Regions from separate parts of the Homo sapiens genome. Here regions 2, 3 and 4 are each linked to region 1. The links are chromatin contacts, found by Hi-C or POLR2A ChIA-PET in ENCODE. All regions are on one chromosome and are shown on one strand. The core of a region is the stretch at or near the end of the contact, and the rest is flanking DNA. Distances in the headings are between cores, read along the strand shown.

What was found. A loop is a pair of places that touch in the nucleus more often than their neighbours do. ChIA-PET counts read pairs that join two places held with the same protein, here RNA polymerase II (POLR2A). Pooled maps may share reads with other maps.
Region 2: a loop to region 1 is called in a pooled map, with 2.8 times the contacts of the local background. The contact joins two enhancer-like sites. A Hi-C loop is called at or near these places in 1 of 50 pooled maps. POLR2A ChIA-PET finds 5 or more read pairs at or near these places in 2 of 52 experiments (A673 and activated T-cell).
Region 3: a loop to region 1 is called in a pooled map, with 2.7 times the contacts of the local background. The contact joins two enhancer-like sites. A Hi-C loop is called at or near these places in 1 of 50 pooled maps. POLR2A ChIA-PET finds 5 or more read pairs at or near these places in 2 of 52 experiments (Caco-2 and GM12878).
Region 4: a pooled map shows a loop between it and region 1 (2.7-fold over the local background). The contact joins the promoter of SNHG20 here to the enhancer-like site in region 1. A Hi-C loop is called at or near these places in 1 of 168 maps with a recorded cell type or tissue (K562) and 1 of 50 pooled maps. POLR2A ChIA-PET finds 5 or more read pairs at or near these places in 4 of 52 experiments (Caco-2, OCI-LY7, activated naive CD4-positive, alpha-beta T cell and 1 more).

Annotation. Positions count from the first base shown.
Region 1 is chr17:76,788,284-76,795,364 of GRCh38, reverse strand. It overlaps a transcript of MFSD11 not described here. Among named protein-coding and RNA genes, the nearest start is that of LINC02080, 7.2 kb to the left of the region's middle. Within about 2 kb of position 3,789, at least 12 of the 41 ENCODE cell types and tissues checked have a DNase peak (open chromatin) inside an H3K27ac peak, as active enhancers do; they include A673 and OCI-LY7, where a contact is called at or near this core.
Region 2 is chr17:77,209,114-77,216,194 of GRCh38, reverse strand. SEC14L1 (SEC14 like lipid binding 1) reads right to left here. Exons shown (of 17, transcript NM_001143998.2): 14 at 6,719-6,853; 15 at 3,994-4,245; 16 at 2,703-2,881; 17 at 1-2,277. The coding sequence ends at 2,172. Among named protein-coding and RNA genes, the nearest start is that of LACAT1, 41 kb to the left of the region's middle. RefSeq lists enhancers at 3,631-3,680, 4,021-4,130. Within about 2 kb of position 3,599, at least 9 of the 41 ENCODE cell types and tissues checked have a DNase peak (open chromatin) inside an H3K27ac peak, as active enhancers do; they include A673, where a contact is called at or near this core.
Region 3 is chr17:77,104,367-77,111,447 of GRCh38, reverse strand. It overlaps a transcript of SEC14L1 not described here. Among named protein-coding and RNA genes, the nearest start is that of MIR6516, 18 kb to the right of the region's middle. RefSeq lists enhancers at 3,577-3,906, 4,020-4,684, 4,747-4,796. Within about 2 kb of position 3,138, at least 5 of the 41 ENCODE cell types and tissues checked have a DNase peak (open chromatin) inside an H3K27ac peak, as active enhancers do.
Region 4 is chr17:77,082,888-77,089,968 of GRCh38, reverse strand. SNHG20 (small nucleolar RNA host gene 20) reads right to left here and starts at 1,326. Exons shown (of 3, transcript NR_027058.1): 1 at 1,020-1,326; 2 at 698-816. It overlaps MIR6516 (microRNA 6516), which reads right to left and starts at 552; the gene lies at 472-552. It also overlaps a transcript of SEC14L1 not described here and SCARNA16. RefSeq lists enhancers at 845-954, 290-1,224, 1,145-1,454, 721-1,920.

The DNA.
Region 1 (7,081 bases), core at 2,540-5,039:
GGCTCACGCCACCACGTCTGGCTAATTTTTTTTTTTTTTTTTTTTGGTAGAAACAGGTTTTCGCCATGTTGGCCAGGCTGGTCTCGAACTCCTGACCTTGGGTGATCCGCCCGCCTCAGCCTCCCAAAGTGCTGGGATTACAGGCATGAGCCCGTAATTACTACAATTCTAGATTACTTACAATACCTAATACAATGTAAATGCTATGTAAATAGTTGTTATACACCATTGTTTAGGGACTCATAAGAAAAAAAGTCTGCACATGTTCAGTACAGATACAATTTTTTTCCCCATATTTTCGATCCATGGTTGTTTGAACCTACAATACAAAATGGTTATGGAGGACTGACTGTGGTTAAGAGTACATTTTCGGCTGGGTGTGGTGGCTCATGCCTGTAATCCCATCACTTTTGAAGGCCGAGGCAGGTGGATCACGAGGTCAGGAGCTCGAGACCAGCCTGGCCAGGATGGTGAAACCCCGTCTCTACTAAAAATACAAAAAAAATTAGCTGGGCATGGTGACGGGCACCTGTAATCCCAGCTACTTGGGAGACTGAGGCAGGAGAATCGCTTGAACCTGGGAGGTGGAAGTTGCAGTGAGCCCAGATCACACCACTGCACTCCAGCCTGAGTGACAGAGTGACACTCCATCTCAAAACAAAAAAAAAAAAAAAAAAAAAAAAAAGAGTACATCTTCTTCAGATTTTTTTTTTTTTTTTTTTTGAGACAGAGTTTTGCTCTGTCGCCAAGGTTGAAGTGCAATGGCATGATCTTGGCTCACTGCAACCTCTGCTTACCAGGTTCAAGTGATTCTCCTGCCTCAGCCTCCTAAATAGCTGGGATTACAGGTGCCTGCCACCACGCCTGGCTAATTTTTTTTTTTTCTTTGAGACGGAGTCTCGCTCTTTCACCCAGGCTGGAGTGCAGTGGCGTGATCTAGGCTCACTGCAACCTCCACCTCCTGGGTTCAAGCAATTCTCCTGCCTCAGTCTTCTGAGTGGCTGGGATTACAGGTGCGCTCCACCACGCCCGGCTAATTTTTTAGTAGAGACGGGGTTTCACCATGTTGGCCAGGCTGGTCTCGAACTCCTGACCTCAGGTAATCCACCCACCTCAGCCTCCCAAAGTGCTGGGATTACAGGTGTGAGCCACCACACCCAGCCCAGATGAGATTTTTAAAAATCCATCTCTCCTTGTATTAGCTTGCTACTGCTGCTATAGCAAATTATCACATTGAGTGGCTTAAAGGCAACACAATTTTATTATCTTACACTTCTGGAGGTCAGAAGTGCAAGACGGGTCTCCTGGGGCTAAAAGTAAGGTGTCAGCAAGGCTGCTGCATTGTTCCTGGAGGCTCTAGGGGAGAAACTGTTCCTTTGCCTCTTCCACCTCCTAGTGGCCACCTAGATTCTATGGCTTGTGGTCCCTTCCACTGTCTTCAATGCCAGCAACAGCAGACTGAATCTTTGTCCCAATGCATCACTTTGACTCTGACCCTGACCCTCCTGCCTCCATCTTCTGTTGTGGGAAGTCAGGGACCCCGAATGGAGGGACCGGCTGAAGCCATGGCAGAAGAACACGGATTGTGAAGATTTCATGGACATTTATTAGATCCCCAAATTAACACTTTTATAATTTCTTATGCCTGTCTTTACTGCAATCTCTGAACATAAATTGTGAAGATTTCATGGACACTTATCACTTCCCCAATCAATACCCTTGTGATTTCCTATGCCTGTCTTTACTTTAATCTCAATCCTGTCATCTCGTAAACTGAGGAGGATGTATGTCGCCTCAGGACCCCGTGATGATTGCGTTAACTGCACAAATTGTAGAGCATGTGTGTTTGAACAATATGAAATCTGGGCACCTTGAAAAAAGAACAGGATAACAGCAATGTTCAGGGAACAAGACAGATAACCTTAAACTCTGACCGCTGGTGAGCCGGGCGGAACAGAGCCATATTTCTCTTTTTTCAAAAGCAAATGGGAGAAATATTGCTGAATTATTTTTCTCAGCAAGGAACAGCCCTGAAAGAGAATGCGGCCCTGAGGGTAGGCCTCTAAAATGGCCCCCTTGGGTGTGGCCATCTTCTATGGTCGAAACTGTAGGGATGAAATAAGCCCCAGTCTCCCATAGTGCTCCCAGGCTTATTAGGACGAGGAAATTCCCGCCTAATAAATTTTTGATCAGACTGGTTGTCTGCTCTCAAACCCTGTCTCCTGATAAGATGTTATCAATGACAATGCGTGCCCGAAACTTCATTAGCAATTTTAATTTCGCCCATCCTGTGATCTCGCCCTGCCTCCATTTGCCTTGTGATATTCTATTACCTTGTGAAGCATGTGATCTCTTTGACCCACACCCTATTCATACACTCCCTCCCCTTTGAAAATCACTAATAAAAACTTGCTGGTTTTGCAGCTTGTGGGACATCAAGGAACCTACCGACATGTGATGTCTCCCCCAGATGCCCAGCTTTAAAATTTCTCTCTTTTGTACTCTGTCCCTTTATTTCTCAACCCGGCGGATGCTTAGGGAAAATAGAAAAGAACCTACATGACTATTGGGGGCAGGTTCCCTGATAATCTTCCACTTTAAGGACCTGACATTATATTGGGCCCATTCAGCTAATTCCAGATAATCTCCCCATCTCAAGGTGAGCTGATTAGCAGCCTTAATTGCACCTGCAACCTCAATTCCCCGTTACCATGGAACTAACATATTCACAGGTTCCAGCAATCAGGACATGGACAAATTTAGGCGGGTCCTTATCTGCACTTACCTGCTCTGCCATCTTGGATATGTTACTTGATCTCTCTGTGCCTTGGTTTTCTCATCTATAAAATGGGGATAATGGTTTCTAGTTGATAATTACTTGTAACATGCTTTAAAGAGAGCCCGGAAAAAAAAAAAAGAAAGAAAAGAAAAATAAAAGAACGCCTACACCGGGTGCAGTGGCTCATGCCTGTAATCCTAACACTTTGGGAGGCTGAGATGGGTGGATCACTTGAAGTCAGGAGCTCGAGACCAGCCTGGACAACATAGTGAAACCCCCTCTCTACTAAAAATACAAAAATTAGCTGGATGTGGTGATGCAGACCTGTAATCCCAGCTACTCAAGAGGCTGAGGCAGGAGAATTGCTTGAACCCTAGAGGCAGAGGTTGCAGTGAGCCAAGATAGTGCCACTGCACTCCTGCCTGGGCAATATAGTGAGACTCTGTCTCAAAAAAAAAAAAGGGTGCCTGGTATGTAGGTAAGCACTCAATATATATTAGTGATGTCTCTAGCAGAGAAAATTCGCTTTGGAAGGTCAGGCCGTGGAGGGCACCATGGCACTGTATGAAATGTGCTGGGCTCATCTAGCATATTAAGGATTCAGTGTTGAATAGACGTGAGTGCCCTGCACTGGGCTATTCTTCTTTCACTGGTTTCAATGGTTTCTGATCCAGAAAGGGATAAAATGAAAGAGTTGATCTCTCGGGGCGGGGGGGAACACAAAGAAAAAAGAAAAAAAAAAAACAAGCAAAAAACCAAAACCAGCTGTATAGCAAACCCAAAGCGCTTCATTCTGCAAAATAATGGGACAGGCCAAAATGGTTCCTAAGTCAAAGGGTTTGCCAGAGCCAAGGCAATGTTCTTTAGTGGAAAGCAAGCTCTGGCTGCCAAACAAATCATTTCCTGCAGAATAGGGTACAGCTTGGGGGGCAGCCACCTGTGGGAGGAGAGCCAGCCCAGACACCCCGTGCGGCTCCCCCACGGCACATGGATTCAGCAGGCTACCTCCCCAGCGCGCCAACCACAAAGAAGTAGAGAAGAAAACATCTGTTTTTTCCTCAACATGTTCTCACAGTGTCTACAATATGAGTCATCAAATTGCTTTCGGTTCAGTGACAATTATCCCAAAAGATCCCTTTCTAAGATATAAAACTGAGAAAACTAAACCAATTTAAAAAAAAAAGTTAAACAGGCTTAGAATGTAAACAAAAAAGACTGAAGAATTGGAAATATCTGACAACATTTTCAGGAAGTAAAAGAAAGAGGACCTGTGAATTGAAACGAAGTCAAAAATAAATGCTCAAAGGAGCCTCCTCTGGACTAGACTTCTCTAAAGCTGCAATCTGCTTGTTCTCTAAATTATCACACAGAAATAGGGCAGAACTACTCTTGATAAGAACATCAAAACTTCCAGATTTAATAGCAGCTCAGAAAACCAGTAAATCATAGCCCAATGCTGCAGGGAGGTGTCCAGGGCACATTCACACTATTTGCACACAAAGTTAAAAAGAAGGTCAAGTTTGACCTTCTACCTTCACACAAATATACATCCTAGTATTAAGATTTAGTATATTGTTGATCAAGGACCAAAAAACACACAAAACACACAAAATGTCAAGTTAGAATATTTCTTTTTTTTTTTTTTGAGATGGAGTCTGGCTCTGTCGCCCAGGCTGGAGTGCAGTGGTGTGATCTTGGCTCACTGCAACCTCCACCTCCTAGGTTCAAGGAATTCTACTGCCTCAGCCTCCCGAGGAGCTGGGACTACAAGGTGTGTGCCACCACGCCCGGCTAATTTTTGTATTTTTAGTAGAGATGGGGTTTCACCATTTTGGCCAGGATGGTTTCGACCTCTTGACCTCGTGATCCCAAAGTGCTAGGATTATAGGCGTGAGCCACCACGCCCGGCCGAGTTAGACTATTTCTAGGGAATATGTTTCCAATATTTATCAAGAAATATGAGTTTTAGGCCGGGCACGGTGGCTCACGCCTGTAATCCCAGCACTTTGGGAAGCTGAAGCAGGTGGATTGCTTGAGCCCAGGAGTTCAAGACCAGCCTGGCCAACACGGCAAAACCTGTGGTGGGTATGGTGGCGCGCACCTGTAATTCCAGCTACTCGGGAGGCTGAGGCACGAGAATTGCTTGAACCCAGGAGGCAGAGGTTGCAGTAAGTTGTGATCACGCCACTGCCCTCCAGCCTGGGCAACAGAGTGAGATGGTGTCTCAAAAAAAAAAAAGAAAGAAAGAAATATGAGGCCGAGGCCGAGCATGGTGGCTCATGCCTGAGGTCAGGAATTTGAGACCAGACTGGCCAACATGGTGAAACCCTGTCTCTACTAAAAATACAAAAATTAGCTGGGCGTGGTGGCTCATGCGTCAAGAGGCTGAGCCAGGAGGATCACTTGAACCCAGGAGGCAGAGGTTGCAGTGAGCCAAGATCACGCCACTGCACTCTAGCCTGGGCAACAGAGTGAGACTCTGTCTCAAAAAAAAAGAAAAAAAAAAAAAAGAAAAGAAATGTGAGTTGTAGAGAAAAGAGTTGTCTAATTATTTTACATGCTGGAAACCCAACCAAAATAACCCAAACAAACAAGCCAAAGTAATTATGTTTTATTTTAATGAGACATTAACTTTTCAAAGTTAATTATCTCTTAACCAATAAACACAATCCATATTCACAACCATGTTGATGAACAAAACCAAACTCTGCAAGATATTTAAAGAGGTTTATTCTGAGCCAATATGAGTGACCATGGCTGGGAGAACAATCCCAAGAGGTCCTGAGAAAGTGTGGTCAGTTACAGCTTGGTTTTACACATTTAGGGAGACAGAAGTTGCAGGCCAAGACATAAATCAGTATGTTAGAGTAGGCAGTTAGGCAGAACTGAGCAGGGCAGGAGAGGGCCCCTATCAGGTCGTCAGGCAACCATCAGGTGATGGTCAGGCAGTTGTTAAACTGTGTCGCTAAAATGATAATTGGTTGCAGCTGGTTCCAGGGACCTGCAGTCTCCCAGTAGATAGAAAATACCTGGAGCTAGTGATCAGCAGCTTCCTGATAAGATCTCAGGAGCTAGGCGAGTCGGTTCAAACATGTGCACTAAGAGGCAAAATGGGAGTTTAACTGGTATATGACCTTCCTCTGGGAATGCTTGACTGGTAAGAGAAAAATGCCTCAAACGAGCATACACACAACTTCAGTAAACGCACTGCACATGCGGCCCCTCCCAAGTGCTGGCAGGTCACTGTGCATGCAGACAGCCTGCCCCAAGGGGAAAATTAAGGGAAGAAAAACACAAACCCCGGAACCATGCCAATGTATAAAACCCCAAGCCCAAGGCTGAACAGGGCACTTGGATCTCTTATGTTGCCCACTTGACCCTCTTCCAAGTGTACTTTGCTTCCTTTCATTCCTGCTCTAAAACTTTTTTATTTTTTATTTTTTTGAGATGAAGTCTCACTCTGTCACCCAGGCTGGAGTGCAATGGTGTGATCTCAGCTCACTGCAACCTCCGCCCCCTGGGTTCAAGCGATTCTCCTGCCTCAGCCTCCCCAGTAGCTGGGATTACAGGTGTGCATTACTATGCCCAGCTAATTTTTATATTTTTAGTAGAGATGGGGTTTCACCATGTTGGCCAGGCTGGTCTCGAACTTCTGACCTCAGGTGATGCGCCCGCCTCAGCCTCCCAAAGTGCTGGGCTTACAGGCATGAGCCACCACGTCCGATCTTATTTATTGATTGATTTATTGATTGAGACGGAGTCTCGTCCTGTCGCCCAGGCTGGAGAGCAGTGGTGCAATCCTTCTCCCAGGTTCAAGTGATTCTCCTGCCTCAGCCTCCCAAGTAACTGGGACTACAGGCGCGTGCCACCAAGCCTGGCTAATTTTTTTCTTGTTTTTAGTAGAGATGGGGTTTTGCCATGTTGGCCAGGCTGGTCTCGAACTCCTGACCTCATGATCCACCTGCCTCGGCCTCCCAAAGTGCTGAGATTACAGGCATGAATCTCAGCCTCTACCGAGGCTGTGAAACCCCGTCTCTACTAAAAATACAAAAATTAGCCGGGCGTGGTGGCAGGCACCTGTAATCCCAGCTACTTGGGAGGTTGAGGCAGGAGAATTGCTTGAACTTGGTAGGCGGTGGTTGCAGTGAGCCAAGATCATGCCATTGCACTCCAGCTTGGATAACACAGCGAGACTCTGTCTCAAAACAACAACAAAACAACAAAATATATACATATATATTTTGGGCTGGGCATGGTGTCTCACACCTGTAATCCTAGCATGTTGGGAGGCTGAGGTGGTTG
Region 2 (7,081 bases), core at 2,350-4,849, 420 kb before region 1:
ACCTACTAACCCTACCTACTAGCCCTACCTACGAACCCTACCTACGAACCCTACCTACTAGCCCTACCTACTAACCCTACCTACGAACCCTACCTACTAGCCCTACCTACTAACCCTACCTACTAGCCCTACCTACTAGCCCTACCTACTAACCCTACCTACTAGCCCTACCTACGAACCCTACCTACGAACCCTACCTACTAGCCCTACCTACTAACCCTACCTACGAACCCTACCTAACCCTACCTACGAACCCTACCTACGAACCCTACCTACTAACCCTACCTACTAGCCCTACCTACGAACCCTACCTACGAACCCTACCTACGAACCCTACCTACTAACCCTACCTACTAGCCCTACCTACTAACCCTACCTACCAGCCCTACCTACGAACCCTACCTACGAACCCTACCTACTAGCCCTACCTACTAGCCCTACCTACTAACCCTACCTACTAGCCCTACCTACGAACCCTACCGCGCTTTCCGGAAGCAAAGGCTTCAGGTACCACTGAGGAGCTCGATCTCTAAGAGCAAACACAAATGTGGTCCAAAGGCAGGTGATCACAGCACAGGCCCTGGGACGTCTACAGTGTGCAGGCAGCCACTAGGGCTGACCCGACCGGGCAAGAGGGCTGCTCGGTCCCTCCCCCGCCCTCCTGATCCCTGCACGGGGCACACATGGCCTCCACACAGCTCTCCAGTCACGCAGCACCCACACAGTGCCTTCAGAGCGGAGCTGAGACGGCACAACCAGGATCTCCATGCCTACCACGCACACAGTTGACAGCCGCGTGGGGTTTGGCATGAAAAACACGGCCTCTGCTGCACACAGAAACACGTGTTGCATGTCCTTATCGTGGAGGCCATCCCCTATGCAACTTCTGGACAGATTCTCAAATAACCTGCTTTTCCCATAAAAAGCTGAAAAAATAAGGGCCTGTACCAGATAGAGCAGGCTTTAAAATCAGGAATTAAACAAAATGTAAAAGGCAAACAAATCCCATATTCTGATTTGCTTCTGTGAAGATTCCTTCATTACTCAAACTAAGTTTCCACTCACCCCGTCCCCCCAGCACCCCCACCGTCATGCACACATGCACACACACAGCACATGCACACACACACACGCATGAGTCCACAATTCCCATGTACAAAGAAGCAGGACTCCTACATGCCACACGCCACCCTGAAGTGGATGCGAGAGCTGCTGCTTAGCTACTAATAAAACCCCATGGACAGTGTCAAGTGGCAAATGCGACTTGCTGGTTCCAAGACGGCCTCCTAGTGGCTGGAACTGTCTGGGCTCTGAGGACAATGAGCCACCAGAGGGCACAGAGGAGATGGCCTACACTGGGCTGGGAGCTGACTGCAGGTGAGAGGGGCGACGCACGGAAGGAAACGGGAAGAACCCCCCCACCCAAGTTCACATACAGAAAAATCCTGCTCTAAAAAGTATCAAAAAGATTTGAAAAGGAGGAAAGAGAAAGTAATGTTTAACGATGGCAGCATTTTCCTGGAGTCACCAGGAGTCCCTGAGAGCCCCTCCTGAGCCCCCGGCCCCACTGCAGGACAGTGGGTGGTGTGGGTGTGTCTGGCCCTGGGACAAGGTACTCCGCAGGCAACCTCTGAATCCTCAGAGGATAAGGACCTCAAGGGCTGGCCCTAAGTCCACAGACCATCTTGACTGGCGGGAAGCATGGGGGCCGTGAGGCGGCGTGCGGGCCATGAGGCAGCTTGGGGGAAGCGAGCTGGCAGCTTCCGTCCCAGGTGAGGAGGGGCCATCTCTGGAGGATGTCACAGGAATTCATTCACTAATGGACAATGCGGAGTTCGTTGGAAAAATTTTTTGCATCAATATCTGAGACCACGTCAATCCTTTAATTGGTACAGAAACTACTTTTCTTTCAAGAGAGCCCTTGCGCTCTGGTTGGATTTTGTGCACAACGTATACAAAATCTATGGCTATTGAGTTAAGTTAGGATCAGAGTTAAAACTACCTGCCAAGGTAGTTTTGGGATCAAACGACTACGTTTACCATCTGAGAGCTATTTGCTATCTAGAGGTGAGAGGAGTCTGTACAATGTCGCCGCTGGGTGGGCGGGTGCAGCTGGCTGTCCGAGGAGGGGCGGCCGTCCCCTCTGCACACTAGGTGCAGGCAGCGCGGCACTACCTGGAGATCATGGAGCTGGAGTGGGACTGGCTGGAGGAGGTGGTGGCGGCACTCAGCTGGGAGAAGCCGCTGTGGCTGGACTCCAGGCTCGTCATGGAACCTCTGTAATGGCACAGGGAGGGGCGAGGCGTGAGGACCACCCTGCCAACCACCCGCCGGCCCACACTGCCTGCTGGACTTCGTGGCCCACCCTGTTCTCTGCTCACTTCTCATCCCCATCAGTGCTTGCAAACGGGGGATGGACATGAGTAACCCACCAGGGGGACCGGCTTCCCACAGCCTGCACGCAGACGGCAGTGTGAGCTAAAGCAAAGGCAGTCAGTCGGCTCTGTCTCCGACACTCTCCCTCTGCAGACAGGCAGGGAGTCACCGTGCCAACAAATGACCCCAAAGCCACTCCCTCCTGGCCCTCCAAGCATTCCTGACACCCGCCGCCACTGCTGATCCTGCACACGGCGTGGGACTGCAGGCTCCCTCCAACCATGCCCAGCTGTCCGCAGCACCTGCTGTGGCGAGGGTGGCCGCACCTGAAATCCTCCGAGCCGATCACCTCGGTGTAGTACATCACTTTACACTTGTGCGAAGAGACCTGCAGGGACGCAAGCACGTCGTCCACCCGGGGAAGGCTGCTGGCGGCGCACGCAGGCATGCTGTGGAATTTCCACTGCAGGATGTAGAAGCCCGGCCACCTGGTCACATGGGAACCCTAGAACAAGTAGGGCAGTGGCAGCTGAGGGCGACTCGCTTCCGACCCCTGGCCTACCACAGGCCTGACAAGCGCCAAGGGGACTGTCTTTAGGATTTCATGTAGCTACGGAAACTATCTCAATGGGATTCAGAACCTGCTATTTTGCTTCAGCAGCAGGTTTGACAATGTCCTTCCCTCTACTGAGTGTGGTCACTCCCGGGTGCTGGGAAGCCCGGAGGGACAAGCTCCATGTCCGTGGCCCTCACGAGGCCTGCCCAGCCCACCCCACCTACGGAGGCAGGAGCCTGGCAGGCTGGTGGCACCCATGCTGGAGGGAGGGCTCAGCACAGCTTCCCTGGACCTGGCCTCACTTTCTCTGACATGCTGCCAATCATCCAGCATGTTCGGGGCTGAAGGCACGTCACCCTAAAGTGAGCCGTCAATCCGTGGAAAGCTCCTTCTCCATTCTCTCCGAAATTCATGACTGGTTAACACAGCTTAGCTGTTCATTGTTTTTAAAATGGACAAAGGATTCTTTTACTCTGCCTCTAAGACCACTGAAACACTGACAAGCCTTACCCCTGAAAACTGTAAAGGCAGCAAAACGATGCATCTATTATGAAGGCCAGAAGCAATGCCCCCGCCCCGAGGCTACTGTGAGCACAGGCACCCAAAATAACCAGCCACAATGTGAAAAGGGAACTGAAAGCATTTGAAACAAATTAGAAGGTTTGGTAATGAGAGCTAATAGTTCTCTAAGTACTTGTCCCTCTTACTTCTATTTAGGGTGATTTTCCTTTGAAAAAGACAAACACAACCCGGTGAAATGAGGCGGGGGGGAAAAATCCTATGAAGCCCAGCTGGGCCCGTGCGTGCGATGCCTTCCCTTCCTGTCACAGGCTGCTTTTGGGAAAAGTCGCAGATTCTGTCCAAAACCACTGCGAGGCCTGAACTCCTTCCTACGAGACCCACTTGGCTTCCTGCTCCTCCAGGCAAGCTGCTCCTCCACAAGCAGGGCCTCAAAAGCTACACAGGGCTGCTCAAGGAGCGAAGCAAAGAGTCTACTCAAGACAGAATCACCTGGCCGTGTGGAGTCACGGATGCGCGATTTGACCTGTGTGTGATTTTACCTGCACGCTTTCTCCTTCTTTGCAGATCAGAGGCGACTCCACCATGCTGTAGTCGCGGCCCAGCTGCCAGACTTTGTCTATGAGCTGCACATTGTTCCCACCCGGAGAGGTGATGCTGTGGGCTCCCAGGGAGTCCTTTTTGGGTGGTTGTGGCGACCTCTTGGAGTGATAGATGTTAAACACAATGTCCCCTTTGCACACGTCGAAATCCCAAGTGATGACTGACGAGGCATCCACAATCTGAATGAGAATCTGAAAAAGAGGCAGCGTTAGGCAGCCACGATCCACGAGCACCAGGCCGGCATGCTGCGAGCGCATCGTGCTCTCCAGGGGATCCAGGGTGCAGGTGCTGAAGCTGGGGAGGGAAACGCTGAATGCGTATGGACGGATCTCTTTCCCCAGAGTCACACACCACCATCCATTCAACCGCTGGATCCTGCTACATGTCATGCACCAAGCTCTGTGTTCTTTGTGACCTGCACCTAGAGGTCCAAGATCTCCCATACACCATCTTCACACACACTCTAAGAGGCCAGGTCTTAGAAACACCAAACACTGTGAGCTCGTACATGAGTGGTTCAGAGGACTGCCCTGGGCTGGACAGAACAGAAGGCCCTGGAGAAGGTGAAAGCTAAAGAAAGAGCAGGCAGGGGAGCCTGAGGACAGCGTTCCCAGCAAGGGGGAAGCAGGGGCATGGAACCGGGCCTGCCGTGTGAGGCTCACACGAGAGAACAGTGGCGAGGCTGGGTGAGCGGGATGAGCCCCTGGCATAGTAGAGATGGGGTTGAGGTGGTCACCCCCTGGGTGCTGAGAACCAATTGAAAACCAAACTTACACAGCACCGACAGAGCTACCCAGGAGGGAATAATCAAAGTTAGTTTCAAAGATTGGGCGGGGGCGGACGTGAGAATGAAAAGCAGCTGTGCAGAGTTCTGCAGTCACTGAAAACTCCACCTAAGGAAGCAGCAGAGCCAGGCCCACGGCCCCTCTCAGCCCATGCACGCTGTCTGCTGTGCCCTTCAGCGCGTGGCTGCTCTACGAGCCGGGCCCCTTTAATCCCACCACTGCCACCTCACCACTGAAACGCCACTTCAGAATGTCCTTCCACAGCAGATTCAGTGAGGTACAAGGGTCCTGTCTAAGAACAGCAGGCGGCACCACGTGGCACGGCCCCCTCTTCAGCAAAGTGGCTCCCCAGGCAGCTCCATCCTGAGGCCTCGGCCCCCTGTGCTGACGGAACCTCTTTCCTGCATTCACAGTGGGGGCCTCCGCTTCAGCCTTCCTTTCAGTTTGTTGCCATCTCGGATCTGTGCTTTATTTAATACCCAAAGCAGAACGGAGGTTTTTACCATGTGGATGTCTACAGATGCCCCCGATTCACACGAAACACACTGCACCCCAAGTTCTTGAAACATGGACAAGAGCGATAGTGCCTAACAAACAAGGAACAAGGACTCGGTCCCTGGAGCCTGCCCTCCCGGTAAGAAATGAATACAGACAATCCTCAAGACGTTATGAAATCTGAGATTCCTCTATGTATGTATCTACAAGTAAGGCACACCAAATCTGTCTCTGCTTGTTCAAACCATGGCAACAGCATTCCCTTATCCACCTGCCCTGCAAGCACCAGGTGAGCCACTCAGGAAGACACCCCAGCAGAAGCCACTGGCAGATGGCTGACCCAGGTGCCACCACGGCAGGAAGCAGGCCGCAGTCAGCTCCCGGCCAGCACCATTGCCCAAGCCAGCACCACATCCTCACTGACACCTGCTCTGCACAGAGTGCCACCATCCTCTCCAACAACTCTGGGCCACGAACCTTGTCCTAGCTGAGAAGGGAGATTCCGCTGCAGGCCCCTCCTGCTTCAGGTCACTCGTGATGCTACAGGACAGACATATGGCATGCACAGGAACACGGAACGCCCTTGCTTCTCTACCAAAAGTGACAGCAAAAAAGGAATACAGGAACACCCTCCTTGCTCCATTAGACTTACAGAAATCGGAAAATCCCCAAGATATCTATAAATAACCAAAACCCAGCCAAGAAAAAGTAGCAAACGGGCCAGGTACAGTGGCTCACACCTGTAATCCCAGCACTTTGGGAGGCCAAGGCAGGTGGATCACCTGAGGTCAGGTGTTCGAGACCAGCCTGGCCAACATGGTGAAACCCCACCTTTACTAAAAATACAAAAATTAGCCAGGCGTGGTGGCGGGTGCCTGTAATCCCAGCTACTTGGGAGGCTGAGGCAGGAGAATTGCTTGAACCCATAAGGCGGAGGTTGCAGTGAGTTGAGATCATGCCAGTGTACTCCAGCCTGGGCAACAGAGCAAAACTCTGTCTAGAAAAAAAAAAAGAAAAAGTAGCACATGAAACTTGTTCAATATAACCATGAAATAAACTAAATTCAGGAGTTAAGTGCTCCAACAAGGAAAGATTAGCTATTCCTATCTCTGTGTTTGGTGGCTTTAGTAAAATGGAGGTCAAGAGATCCAATTTCCTTTCCAGGCACTCTGATCAAGCACAGCTAGTTTCTATTCTGAGAGAGACCCATTCTTCGACGTTGACATTTACTGAAACTAAATATCGAGTGTCAACAAAAGCCTAAAGACAAAGAGCAGAAAAACGAGTGGACTGTTCTGAATGAAAGGCTGCCAGGAAGCCCTGCGAGGGCCAGGCCCTCTGCGGAGGAAGGGCCGGCCCAGGTGCAGGAAGGCGGAGGACGTACCTCATGTGGGGCTCCTTTGAAGACGCTTGCAGACTGGTAGATGGTCTCAGTCCAGAGCTTCAGGTCTTCGTTCTCCAGCTCCTCTGCAGTCCGGTACAGAGATTTGGGGACCAGTCCACCCTCTGGCACTTCGCACTGGAAGAAGAAACACAGCAGTGAAACCTGTGCAAACACAAACCAACCCCACGAAACCCAGACACACCGGCCAGCACTATCCCCCTGCACTCAACTTCTGGAGGTTGCTGAGAAAATGGAAAACACTGGCAGGGTCGTAAAACACTCTGCACTACTGAGCAATATGTTTTTAAAAACCACTTAAATACATGTGTTTTACTCTGCATAAACGGGAACAAGTTGAAGCTG
Region 3 (7,081 bases), core at 1,889-4,388, 320 kb before region 1:
GCACTCCAACCTGGGCGACAAAGCGAGACTCTGTCTCAAAAAAAAAAAAAACACTTCAAAAGAACTTTGGTCTCCACAATCTTTTATCTTAACCTCAACATTCCCTTTCTATCAATCCCACGTCTTTAGACAAACTCAGCCAAAAAATTGTCAACCAAAAAATCTTTAAATTCACGTATAGCCCGGAATCCCACCCCCGGCTTTGAGTTGTCCCGCCTTTCTGGACCACACACATGTATTTTTTTTTTTTTTTTTTCTTTTTGAGACAGAGTCTCGCTCTGTCACCCAGTGCAATGGCACAACCTCGGCTCACTCCAACCTCTGCCTCCTGGGTTCAAGCGATCCTTCTGCCTCAGCTTCCCGAGTAGCTGGGATTACGGGTGCCTGCCACCATACCCGGCTAATTTTTGTATTTTTGCAGAGATGAGGTTTCACCATGTTGGCAAGGCTGGTCTCAAATTCTTGACCTCAAGTGATCCTCCTGCCTCGGCCTCCCAAAGTGCTGGGATTACAGGAGTGAGCCACTGTGCCCAGCCCCAATGTATTTCTTTTTTTTTTTTTTTTTTTTTTGAGACAGAGTCTCACTCTGTCGCCCAAGCTGGAGTGCAGTGGCACAATCTTGGCTCACTGCAAACTCCCGGGTTCACACCATTCTCCTGCCTCAGCCTCCCGAGTAGCTGGGACTACAGGTGCCTGCCAACACGCCCAGTTAATTTTTTGTATTTTTTTTTAGTAGAGATGGGGTTTCACCCTGTTAGCCAGGATGGTCTCAATCTCCTGACCTCATGATCCACCCACCTCAGCCTCCCAAAGTGCTGGGATTATAGGCATGAGCCACCGCGCCCAGCCAGCCCCAATGTATTTCTTAAATGTATTTGATTGATGTCTCATACCTCTCTAAAATGTTTAAACCAAGCTGCGTCCTGACCACCATGGGCAAATGTTCTCAGGACCTCCTGAGGGCTGTGTCTCTGGCCATGGTCACTCATATTTGGCTCAGAATAAATCTCTTCAAATATTTTATACACTTCGACTCTTTTCATCAACAATCATCACCCAGGGCAAAGTTATTCCCAGAGCCACTTCCATAACTGATGGCTGCAAGATCCAGGCTCTCTAAAGGGAGGCTGAGGACAGTGACCCTAGGAAACAATCATTTTTCTTTTTGTCCAACAATGCAAGCCACTTCCTCTCTCTGCAACCAAGAATGCGTTTCCTTTCCGGAGCTCAGTCAACCAGTGTAATTACTCGAGCAGAAAAGTCACCTTTCAGAGCTTGGTGTTCTGAGACAGGAAGGCTTCTTATGTATTCCTTGGAAGACAAAGAATGTTCCTCAATGAAAACCGGGTAAACAACTCCATGCCTCTATTCTGGGTAACATGACAAAAGTTAAAAGGAAGCAGTTGGCCTGAAGTCAGTTCCAACTATTGTGTTGCTTGCACAGAAAGTACGGAATTAAAAAGCATGGGGGAGTCCAGTGGATTCCAAGAAAATGTTTGCGAGCCTACAAATTATGATGAATTATGATGCTATTTTCAAAAAAAGAGGCATATTAGGATATCAGCATTTTACGCATTTAGTTAATGTAACAGCTAACAGTCTGCTAAACTGTGGTGAGGCTGGGGACTCTAGTGGCTGGAAATGAGTAGATGCTAAGTACTGGTAGACTGTTTTGTTCCTTTTAGAACATATGGAACGGCATATCCTTCCAAGGCTGAGCATTAAACAATAAAAGCTACAGAAAGCAAAGAGAAAATATACCTTTGAACAGTTAGTTTCAGTTCGTTCTCTTTCAGAGTGTTAAACAAAAATCATAGGAGGCCCTTGTTTTGGACTAAACTCCTGCACTAGGCCCCAAAAGACCAGACAAAAATCAAAATGGAGTCACCCGTGCTCAGCAAACCAACACTGAGTTGTTATCTGACTTCCCAAGAAATCAGGCGAGAGAAATAGCAGCCTAATTTCCCAAGGAGGCCAGTTTCAGTCTCAAGTCAGCATGCTAATGAAGTTCCCTCTGTTTTAACCCTTACAACAAACAGTAACTTGGTGGGCTCTGTGACCCACGCCTATGATCCCAGCACTTTGGGAGGCCCAGGCAGGAGGATCACGTGAGGCTGGGAGTTTGAGACCAGCCTGGGCAACATAGCAAGATATCATCTCTATAAGAAAAAAGAGATGTAACTGTGACTGGTTATCTTTTTCTTGTTGTCTTTGTATTGTCCTGTATCTCTTCCTGCCTTACAAAGAATTTAACTTTGAAATGACCAATATGCTTTTTGTTCTGTTTCTGCTTTCTTCAGCCCTTAGTCTATAAAGCCAAACCCCAGGCTGGGTGCGGTGGCTCACGCCTGTAATCCCAGCACTTTGGGAGGCCAAGGCAGGATGATCACCTGAGGTCAGAAGTTTGAGTCCAGCCTGACCAACATGGTGAAACCCCATCTCTACTAAAAATACAAAAATTAGCTGGTGTGGTGGCTGGCACCTGTAATCCCAGCTACTTGGGAGGCTGAGCCAGAAGACTCGCTTGAAACCGGGAGGCAGAGGTTGCAGTGAGCTGAGATCAAGCCACTGCAGTTCAGCCTGGGTGACAGAACCAAACTCTGTCTCAAAAAAAAAAAAAGAAACAGATGACATATACATTCTTTTTTTTTTTTTTTTTTGGAGACAGAGATGAATGTATATATACATGTCAGCTGTTTCTTTTTTTTTGAGACAGAGCCTGGCTCTGTCGGCCACACTGGAATGCAGTGGCATGATCTTGGCTCACTGCAACTTCCGCCTCCCAGGTTCAAGCGATCCTCCTGCCTCAGCCTCCTGAGTAGCCCAGACTACAGGCATGCACCACCATGACTGGCTAATATTTTTGTATTTTTAGTAGAGACAGGGTTTCGCCATGTTGCCCAAGCTGGTCTCAAACTCCTGACCTCAAGCCATCTGCCCGCCTCTGCTCCCAAAGTGCTGGGATTACAGGCGTGAGCCACCACACCTGGCCTATACATTCATATTCTATGCTGGGGTCCCATCCCTCTGGCCCTCTGTTTCAGTTACCTGTGGGAAGAACCCACACGAACCATAGGGCTGCCACCTCCCAACTGTCCAGAGGAGACACACTGGACCCAGGTCTGTAGCAAGGGCTTCCTGCCGGACAGAACTGGGTTATGACGACCACGTTTAATGCAGAAACTCGGGACTCTGGATGGGGAAAGTGGAGCTCAGATAGTGCCGAGATGAGTCATCACCATGGGCTTTATTGAGCACATTTATATGGCAGCACTGCACACTCGCCCAAACAGCTGGAGGAAAGCTGCTCAAATGGGGAGAATCTAAGTCCGTGTGTGTGTGCGTGCGCATGGTATGGGGGGGCATGGAACAGGGGGCTGAAAACTGACACAAACATTTATACTGGCTGGGAGCAGTGGCTCACACCTGTAATTTTAACACTTTGGGAGGCGGAGGTGAGAGGATCGCTGGAGCCCAGGAGTTTGAGACCAGCCTGGGCAACATAGTGAGACCCCGTCTCTGTTTTTAAATAAATAAATAAAAAGTCAATACCAAATTGTGTTCAGAGACTGTGGGCTAAAACCAGCCAGCATGGCTCCTTTCTCAAAGGGACTTTCAGGCATCTGTGATAGTGTCAGCAAGCTCCAAGTAAAGCTTGAAAACCAACTCAGCCGTCAGCGCGTGGGAAACCTTTAGAACGCCACTGTGGAGAAGCCTTTGCTGTTGTTGCAAGAAAGTCAAGGAGGGCACCTTTACGTCACCGGGAATCCCCCAAGCCCCTCGGTGTGTGAGGAGGTTGCGGTTTATTCTGCCATCCACCGTTGTGGGTGGGGATCTTCTGACCTGGTCTACGGACTCCTGTATCTCATTTCTCTTTCCTGTTTTCTTGGACTTTCTCAATCTCTCTCCCCCTCTCTCCTTTTCATCTATGTCTTCATTAACTAGCATAACATAGAATAGAAATATATAATAGATTTTTTGTTTACTGAAAATACTTTTGAATTTTTTTCCATTTTTCATTAGTTTGAAACTACACGAAGGAGACTCTTTCTTTTCGTTCCTACCCAGCGCTCAATAGCTGTGTGACCTTGGCAAGTGATCGTCCCTGAGCCTCCATCCCTGTCTTTAAAGTGGAGATAAGGATGCCAGTCTCAGAAACTGTTCTGAGGATTAAATACCCAGAGCCTGGTGCCTGGAGCCTGGACCCCGGAGCCCGGAGCCTGGCGTGGGCTAAGTGGTCCTGAAGTGGAAGTGAGTTTTTGTTTGTGGCTCTTTGTTCTTTCCCCTGTGGGTCCACGGTGGTTGGCTGAATAAATTAGATTCTCCCCTGCCCCAGACTCTCAAGTCATTAAAGCTCTTCATTGATCAGCTGCTTCTCTCCAGTACTTAAGTGATCCTTGATGGTATATTACACCCCATGGGGGATGTGTGAACTCTTTTAGGTGATATGCAAATTACTGCTTTTCTGCAAAATGCCACCCTGGTGGCCGGATACAAGCATTCATGGGGAGTCAGCAAGGTGAACAGCAAAGAAAAGCCCGGGGCTGGAGAAGGAGAACGCAGCCTATTTCTCTCCTGAGAACCAAATAATTTTTCTTTTTTATTTTTTTTGAGAAAGGGTCTCACTCTGTTGCCTAGGTTGGAGTGCAGTGGCGCCACCAGGGCTCACTGCAGCCTCAACTTCCTGGGCTTAAGTGATTTTTCTCACTTCAGCCTCCTGAGTAGCTGGGACCACAGGTGCGGGCCACCACACCCAGCTAATTTATTTATTTATTTATTTTTTGAGATGGAGTCTCGCTGTGTTGCCCAGGTAGAGATGGGCTTTCACTATGTTAGCCAGGCTGGTCTCGAACTCCTGACCTCAGGTGATCCACCCGCCTCAGCCTCCCATAATTTTTTTGTTGTTTTATCTTTTTGAGATAAAGTCTCACTCTGTTGCCCAGGCTGGAGTGCAGTGACACGATCTCGGCTCACTGCAACCTCCGCCTCCCGGGTTCAAGCGATTCTCCTGCCTCAGTCTCCCGAGTAGCTGGGACTTCAGGTGCGTGCCACCACGTCCAGCTAATTTTTGTATTTTTAGTAGAGACGGGGTTTCACCATATTGGCCAGGCTGGTCTCAAACTCCTGACCTTGTGATCCGCCCACCTTAGCCTCCCAAAGTGCTGGGATTACAGGTGTGAGCCACCACACCTGGCCTCCTATAATTTTGAAATTATTTGTAGAAGACAGTCTCACTATGCTGCTCAGGCTGGTCTCCAACTCCTGGGCTCAAGCCATCCGCCAACCTCGGCTTCCCCAAGTGCTGGGATTACAGGCGAGAGCCACCATGCCCTGCCAGAACCAAATAATTTCAATGTCCCCTGGCCACGGAGAAGGAAAGTACAGGGTGATTTCCTTGATTCGTGGCAAAATTAGGTAGACGAACTGATATCCAGACTGACTTTTCCTTTTTTTTTTTTTCCTCTGAACTCTACTTATCTGCTTAAAAACAGAATCTCTCAAAATAATTCAACTGTCACAAATCCCCTCCCTGGGGCTTTTTAGGGAGTTTTGCACTAGGGAAGATTGTCTCCTCTCACCAGTCCCTCACCAGGATAAGCAATCACCTAAACAGCTGTTGTCACAAGACTAACATAAATCCCACCTGTGCTCCTCTGGGCCCATTCATCCTTCCTAAGAGTCCCCTGCTTCATGAAGATGGTATACAAGCCCCAGATCCTAACCACTTAACCTTGAGTCACATTTTTCTGTGAACTCTGGTGTACATGAATGTTTAAAAGTCTTTTCTCCTGTGAATCTTTCTTTGGTCAGTTTAATTTGCAGGCCTCCAACCATGAACATGAGGGTAAAGTTTTTCCTCCCTGACACAGGAGTTCACATCTCTGCACTATATCCTTACCATCATTTAATCTTTCGGAGGTTAATCTGAATGTTCTCTAAAACATGGGGGAATGGGACTATATCATGGAAAGAGGGTGGTAAGCACAATTTATAATATTACAGACTTACTAGGTACCCAGTACTTTGCAAATGGGACCTCCTTGAACTCTTTTTACGTGGGGTGGGGGGGGGGGTGGTCAGCGAGGAGCATGTCACAGGCTAGAGTCACTTTCTTGTTCACGAACACTGACCACACACTTGAGCCCTGTCTGGGTATAGGGGTAAACAAGACAGTCACCATGGCCCTGGAGTGGACTTTCCAGTTGAAGGCGTGAAAGGAAAATATCTTGGGCCCCCAAAATCACTAAGGAAAAATCCAGCTGGAAACTGCTTAGGGCCAACCTGCCTCCCCTTCTATTCAAAGTCGCCCCCCTGCTCACTGAGACGGATGCATATCCGATCGCCTTCTTTGGAAAGGCTCATCAGAAACTCAAAAGAATGAAACCGCGTCTCACCAATCTGTGACCTGGAAGCTCCCTTCCTGAGTCTTCCTTCCTTTGCTTCAAGTTATCCTGGCTTTCCAGAGACCGAACCAATGTACTTCTTAACATATATTGATTGATGTCTCCTGTCTCCCTAAGATGTATAAAACCAAGCTGTGCCCTGACCACCTTGGGTATGTGTCCTCAGGACCTCTTGAGGCTGTGTCACAGGTACGTGTCCTCAACCTTGACACACACACACACAAAAAAAAACTTTCTTTTTTTTTTTTTTTTTGAAATGGAGTCTCACTCTGTTGCCCAGGCTAGAGTGCAGTGGCGCAATCTCGGCTCACTGCAACCTCCACCCCCTGGGTTCAAGCGATTCTCCTGCCTTAGCCTCCTGAGTAGCTGGGATTCCAGGTGCCTGCCACCAGGCCCAGCTAATTTTTGTATTTTTAGTAGAGATGGGGGTTTCACCATCTTGGCCAGGATGGTCTTGATCTCCTGACCTCGTGATCCACCCTCCTCGGCCTCCCAAAGTGCTAGGATTATAGGCGTGAGCCACCACACCAGGCCAAAAACATAAACTTTCTAAATTAACAGAGAACTGTCTCAGATTTTCTGGGTTCACAAAGGGAGACAAAAAAAAAAAAAAGTAAACACAAGGCCGGGCGCAGTGGCTCACGCCTGTAATCCCAGCACTTTGGGAGGCTGAGGCG
Region 4 (7,081 bases), core at 77-2,576, 300 kb before region 1:
CGGCTCCCTGCAACCTCTCCACCTCCTGGGTTCAAGCGATTCTCCTGCCTCAGCCTCCTGAGTAGCTGGGATTACAGGCACATGCCACCATGCCCAGCTAATTTTTTGTATTTTTAGTAGAAATGGGGTTTCATCATGTTGGCCAGACTGGTCTCGAACTCCTGACATCAGGTGATCCACCCGCCTCGGCCTCCCAAAGTGCTGGGATTACAGGCATGAGCCACTGCACCTGGCTGAATTATGCCCTCTTAAGTGTGATCATTTAACCTTGTCTCCCTAACTGGGTTGTAGTTCCCAGAGAACAAGGGCCATGACTGTTTTCTTCATCTCTGTATCCGTAACATTTAACATGATGTCAGGCCAATGTATCAACAAATGTTTATTGAATGAAAGACATGACAGTAACATTGTTTATGAAGTTTTGAAAAGCAAGGGCTCTCTGATACTAACTACAACCATTTTCTTTAAACGTAGGTCCTGTTTGCAGTATCATACATGATCATCAAACTGCTGCTAGAATGCTCACACCTGTTACTGCAAATTCAAAACCCAGGAAAGACTTCTTCCGGGAATTTACTTTAGGTCAGGGTTGGGCTGCCTGGTACCATGCTGCACCCACAACTTGGCAGGCTCAACAACACAGGAGCCTTTCCCCAGACCGTCTGACCTGAACACTTTGTCACCATGCTTGACATACCTGGATGCCCTGCTGAGGTCACTTCGAATGCTCTCATCAACGAGGGGCAGGAAGAAAATAGTGGTTGCTGCATGTTTTCAGCCAATCGTCGGGGGATATTTCTCATTTTCTGTTGAAACCTTGGGGGAAAAAGTAACATAATGTGCTTTAAAAGGACAAAAGTCATTCGACGCTTACCACACTCCTAGAAACCTGGGCTAACCCAGCCAGGGACCCCAATGCTTTTCTGCTGGCTACGGGGCCTCCCTACAGCTCCTCATTCCAATTTCGGTGGCTGTGTGCGGACCAAGTTCTCTTTTGTCGCCTCCCGTCCAAGCCCTACTTGCGATGGGAGAAGCCGTCCCCGAAATCCCGGGCGCCGTGGAGGGGGTCTGGTCTCTGGGTCTCTGGTCACCCGGTCAGTGCCTCCAGCCCCCGGCAGAGCTCTGTTATCGTCCCGGGGCGAGCCCAATTCCGCAGGCTAGGGCCGATGGCGGCGGAACTGTGGTCAGGGCTGCCCTGAGTCATCCTGCGGACTGCGAGTCGGCGACCACCAGGAGGCGAGAGCGGGTTTCCCCTCCAACAGGCCAAAGCACGTGTCTCCACTTACTTCCCACTCCCCTGGGCGGAAGTAGCTCCGTCAGCAACTTCCGGCCGGAAGTGATAACTTACCATAGAGATAGCAGCTAGAGAGTCGATGACTTTGGATCTGGGTCATCCAAGCCGGACTTAAAGGGGTCGCAGCCCGCGCGGTGTGATTAATGGGGACTAGAGCCTGGGCCAGAGGGGAGGGCCCTGGAGCGAGGGAATCAGAAGGAACATCCCATTTCTTGAAAGCCCGCTGGGTTCCTGGAGCCGTGAAAGCATTATCTCTCTACTCCTCATGCAACCCTCTGAATTAAGTGCAAAGACCACTCCTGTCTTGTAGATGAGAAGTGGGGCGCTCCGGAGATGCTTGGTTACTTTTCCAAGCACAGCCGGCCAGGAAGTGGCAGAGCTGGGTTCACACCTAAGTCATTTCTGCTCCAAACCCAATGCCCTTTCCACCACCCCAGGTGGCAGGAAGGAGAAAGCTCAAGAGCAGAGGGGCTACGTGAAGATGCAGGCCGTCCTGGCCTATTGGGATACCCCCTGAAAAGCCTATTGCTCCAAAAGACCTGGTAGATTCCCGACAGTTCACTGTCTGTGGGCACAGGAAGCAACGAACAGGAATCTTGCTCTGAGTCTAATCCCACAACCAAGGAAGAATTGCTGGACCTTGTCTCAGAGGCGTTTGAACCAGAGCAACTCCATCTTGAATAGGGGCTGGGTAAAATAAAGCTGAGACCTACTTGGATGCATTGCTAGGTCATACAGCTCATAAAGACCTTGCTGATCAAACAGGCTGCAGTAAAGAAGACGGCCAAAATCCTCCAAAACCAAGATGGCTATGAGAGTGACCTCTGGTTGCCCTCACTGGTACACGCCCACCAGCGCCATGACAGTTTACAAATGCCGTGGCAACGTCAGGAAGTTACCCTACATGGTCTAAAAAGGGGAGGCATGAATAATCCACCCCTTGTTTAACATATCACCAAGAAATAACCATTAAAAAAAAAAGGCCAGGTACACTTTGGGAGGCCGAGGCAGATGGATCACTTGATGTTGGGAGTTCGAAACCAGCCTGACCAACCTGGTGAAACTCCATCTCTACTAAAAATACAAAATTAGCCAGGTGTGGTGGCACACACTTGTAATCCCAGCTACTTGGGAGTCTGAGGCAGGAGAATCGCTTGAACCCAGGAGGCGGAGGGTGCAGTGAGCCAAGACTGCACCACTGAGGCCAGGCATGGTGGCTCGACCCTGTAATTCCAGCACTTTGGGAGGCCAAGGCGGGCAGATCACCTGTGGTCGGGAGTTTGAGACCAGCCTGACCGACATGGAGAAACCCCGTCTCTACTAAAATTACAAAAAATTAGCCAGGCGTGGTGGTGCATGCCTGTAATCCCAGCTACTTGGGAGGCTGAGGCAAGAGAATTGCTTGAACCAGGCAGGTGGAGGTTGCGGTGAGCCGAGATTGCGCCATTGCACTCTAGCCTGGGCAACAACAGAGAAACTCCGTCTCAAAAAATAAAATAAAATAAAATAAAATAAAGACCGTGCCACTGCACTCCAGCTTGGGTGACAGAGCGAGATTTTTATGACCGCACCTCCTTCACAATGTCTTTGAGTTGTCTCACTCACATTCAACAATACATACTGTTAGTTTTATTAACTTGGAAATATTTAACTTACATTTTTGTTTTGATGGAGGAGCTACAGTTCTGTTTTGTTTTACCATATTTCATGAGTTTACATAAGAATGAAAGGATATAATTGTATAATCAGCTTAACTGGAGTAAACAGGTTTGTAAACAACGCAAGTGGCTTCAGGCAGGCATTGGGCTCACCTGGTTGGAGCAGAAGCCGGGTGCCCCAGGAGGGGAGCCTCCAGGTTTCTTTTGTGTGGGTGATCCCCGTCAGTACCACTTGGAGTGGGAGAGGGACTTTTCTCAAAGGAAGCAGGGGTGAAGGCGTCCTGGACAGGCGAAAACTACAGGCGTCTACTACATGGCCCTACCTCTGCCCCCTGGTGGTGGCTCTTGGTGGCGCTGCTGACCACAGGTGATGTTAGAAACAAGCCAGCCGTGCACCTAGCAGGTCTTCTCCGGGGCTGCCTGTCTGACCTGCAGGATAGAGTCCACACGATTGCTTTCCCCCTCTTTTTCCATTTCTGCTTCATTAGGAAAAAACAAAACTCAACAAATCACCCTTACCTGTCCTGGCCCTGTTGATCTGACCGCCTTTCATCACCTTGGTGCCCACACAGACCCCTGCTCCAGCCATTCTGCCCAGCCCAGCTCCCAGACACTCCGCGCATCCGCACTCCAGCAGAGCACACCTGCCCTTTGAAGCCAGCTCTGGTCCCAGGTGACAGTTTCTTCTCACATGCTCTCCGGTGCCAATTGTTTGACATATCCTGTGTCCCCTGGGCTATTTGTTACACACCTTTCGATGAACACATCTGGTCTCTGTTGAGTGGGGCTGTTCTCTCTAAAGGCAGGGTGTTGTCAGCATCCTCAGCCTTATCGGGAAGATGAGGTCTGCAGCAGGAACCTTTGCCCCCACCTCCCCAGACGAGAGAGGATGAATCCCCCGGAGCTGGGAGGGCTGCAGGAAACAGAGATACACATCTCCTTCCTGGCCAGATGCTTGCTACATCACAGACCCTGCCAGCAGGTCCTGGCACTGCTGCCAGAGAGAATGTGGTGAGAGGCCAGGCATGATGGCTCATGCCTATAATCCCAGCACTTTGGGAGGCTGAGCAGGTGGATCACCTGAGGTCAGGAGTTCAAGACCAGTCTGGCCAACATGGTGAAACCCTGTTTCTACTAAAAATACAAAAATTAGCTGAGTGTGGCAGTGGGTGCCTGTAGTCCCAGCTACTCAGGAGGCTGAGGCAGGAGAATTGCTTGAACCCAGGAAGGGGAGGTTGCCGTGAGCAGAGATCGCACCATTGCACTCCAGCCTGGGTGACAAGAGCGAAACTCCATCTCAAAAAAAAAGAAAGAAAGAAAAGAAAAAGACAAAAAAGAAAGCATAGGGAAGCCGGGCATGGTGGCTCACACCTGTAATCCCAACACTTTGGGAGGCCGAGGCTGGTGGATCACTTGAGGTGAGGAGTTCAAGACCAGCCTGGCCAACACAGTGAAACCCCGTCTCTACTAAAAATACAAAAATTAGCCGAGTATGGCAGCAGGCGCCTGTAGTCCCAGCTACTCGGGAGGTTGAGGCAGGAGAATCACTTGAACCCAGGAGGCGGAGGTTGCAGTGAGCTGAGATTGTGCAACTGCACTCCAGCCTGGGTGACACAGAAAGACTCTGTCTCAAAAAATACATAAATAAATAGTTTTGTTACAATTTTGTATGCAGGGAGTCAGGGACACACTTATATAAACATTTTCTTTCTTTCTTTTTTTGGGTTTTTTTTTTTTTTTTTTTTTGAGAGAGAGTCTTGCTTTGTCACCCAGGCTGGAGTGCAATGGTGCGATCTTGACTCACTGCAACTTTCACCTCCTGGGTTCAAGCGATTCTCCTGCCTCAGCCTCCCGAGTAGCTAGGATTACAGGCATGCGCCACCACGCTTAGTTAATTTTTATATTTTTAGTAGAGATGGGGGTTTCACCAGGTTGGCCACGCTGGTCTTGAACTCCTTACCTTAAGTGATCCGCCTGCCTCAGCCTCCCAAAGTGCTGGGATTACAGGTGTGAGCCACCGCGCCCCGCTAAAAGTTTTCTTCGTTGATTTTGTGAAATTCAAATATAACCCGTGTTCTATATTTTATCTGGCAGCCCTAATTGCAAGGCAAAAGCCACAGTATCCCCCTGCACAGGGCTGAGAGGAAGCAGGTGGGGGCAGGAGAGGTGCCGGCAGTTTGCAGATGTGCAGAGCTAGTGGAAGACATTCCTCAAAGTCCCCATGGTTCAGGAACCCACTTTATTTATGTTTTACTTACTTTAATTTTTTTTTTTTTTGAGACGGTCTCACTCTATCGCTCAGGCTGGAGTACAGTGGCACAATCAGGGATCACTGCAGTCTTGATCTCCTGGGCTGAAGGGATATTCCCGCTTCAGCACCCAACCCCACCCCTGGCCCCAGCAGCTGGGACTACAGGCACGTGCCACCATGCCCAGCTAATGTTTTTTCTTTTTTTCTTTTTTTTTTTGAGACAGAGTTTTGAGAGTTTTGCTCTTGCTGCCCAGGCTGGAGTGCAATGGTACAATCTCAGCTCACTGCAACCTCCGCCTCCTGGGTTCAAGTGATTCTCCTGCCTCAGCCTCCATGCACCACCATGCCCAGCTAATTTTTTGTATTTAGTAGAGACGGGGTTTCACCATGTTGGTCAGGCTGGTCTCGAACTCCTGACCTCAGGTGATCCACCCACCTTGGCCTCGCAAAATGTTGGGATTACAGGCATGAGTCACTGCACCTGGCCTATTTTTTATTTTATTTTTTTTTAATTTTTATTTTAGTAGAGACAAGAAGGTCTCACTATGTTGCTGGTCTCAAACTCCTGAGCTCAAGAGATCCTCCCACCTCAGCCTCCTAAAGTGCTGGCAATATGGGTGTGAGCCACTGCGTCCGGCCTCAGGACCCCATTTTAAAGAACAGGCATCCCAGTCCTAGGGCCAGCCACAAGCCCTCCACAGCAAAGGCTTGGCAGCCTGTGGCTGGCAGCTCCTGATGTTTTGCTCACCTATGCAGAGGTGGCCACGGGGCTGCTGCCTGGCATCTGGAATGCTTTTGAGGGGAGGCAGAGGAGAGCAGGGGGGTTGGGTTACAGTGTGTGGTGCTAACCATTCCACAGTCGTTTTGAGCTCTGCAGGGTGGTGGCTGGCAGGACCCATTGAGGAACCAGGGCCAGGAAGCAGGCCTTCCTCTGGCCCTGATAGCTCTGGGTAGTGCTGGGCTCAGGCTGCAGCTGTGCCTACAGCTGTCAGGCAGGAACCTGACTCTCAGAGGCACCTGTGTGCAGGAGCCTCCTGTGGTTTGAGGCCAAAGCTCATGCACCACCCCTGCCCTCTGATGCTAAGTGACCTTATCGAGTCCTCATATAACCCAGGAGGTGGCTGCCACTAATAGTTTTCCATTTTACAGATGGGGACTCGATAAGGTCACGTTGTTAGAGCCTCTAGCCATGGTAACTACGTACCACAAGGGAGCACTGCAGGAGGGCAGCCAAGCTGTGCCAGGGAACACCATGGGGAGGGCCTCTGTCCAGGTGTCTGCGTCTGTTTTGTGCGGCTATCACAGGATACCTGAGACTGGGTTATTTATAAAGAAAGGAAATTTAGGCCAGGCATGGTGGCTCACACCTGTAATCCCAGCACTTTGGGAGGCTCAGGCAGGTGGATCACCTGAGGTCAGGAGTTCAGGACCAGCCTGGCCAACATGGTGAAACTCCGTCTCTACTAAAAATACAAAAATTAGCCGGGAGTAGGGGTGTGCTCCTGTAATCCAGGTACTCAGGAGGATAAAGCATGAAAGTCGCTTGAACCCGGGAGGCAGAGGTTGCAGTGAGCCAAGATTGCACCACTGCACTCCAGCCTGGGCAACAAGAGCGAAACTGTCTCAAAAAAAAAAAAAAAGGGAAATTTATTTCTCACAGTTCTAGAGGCTGGGAAGTCCAAGTTCAAGCCTCCACTATCTGGTGAGGGCCTTCCTGCTGTGTCCTCACAGGCAAAGATGGAAGGGGGAACTCACTTCTTTAAGTCTTTTTTTTTTTTTTTTAAGACGGAGTCTCGCTCTGTCACCCAGGCTGGAGTGCAGTGGTGCAATCTTGGCTCACTGCAAGCTCTGCCTCCCAGGTTCACACCATTCTCCTGC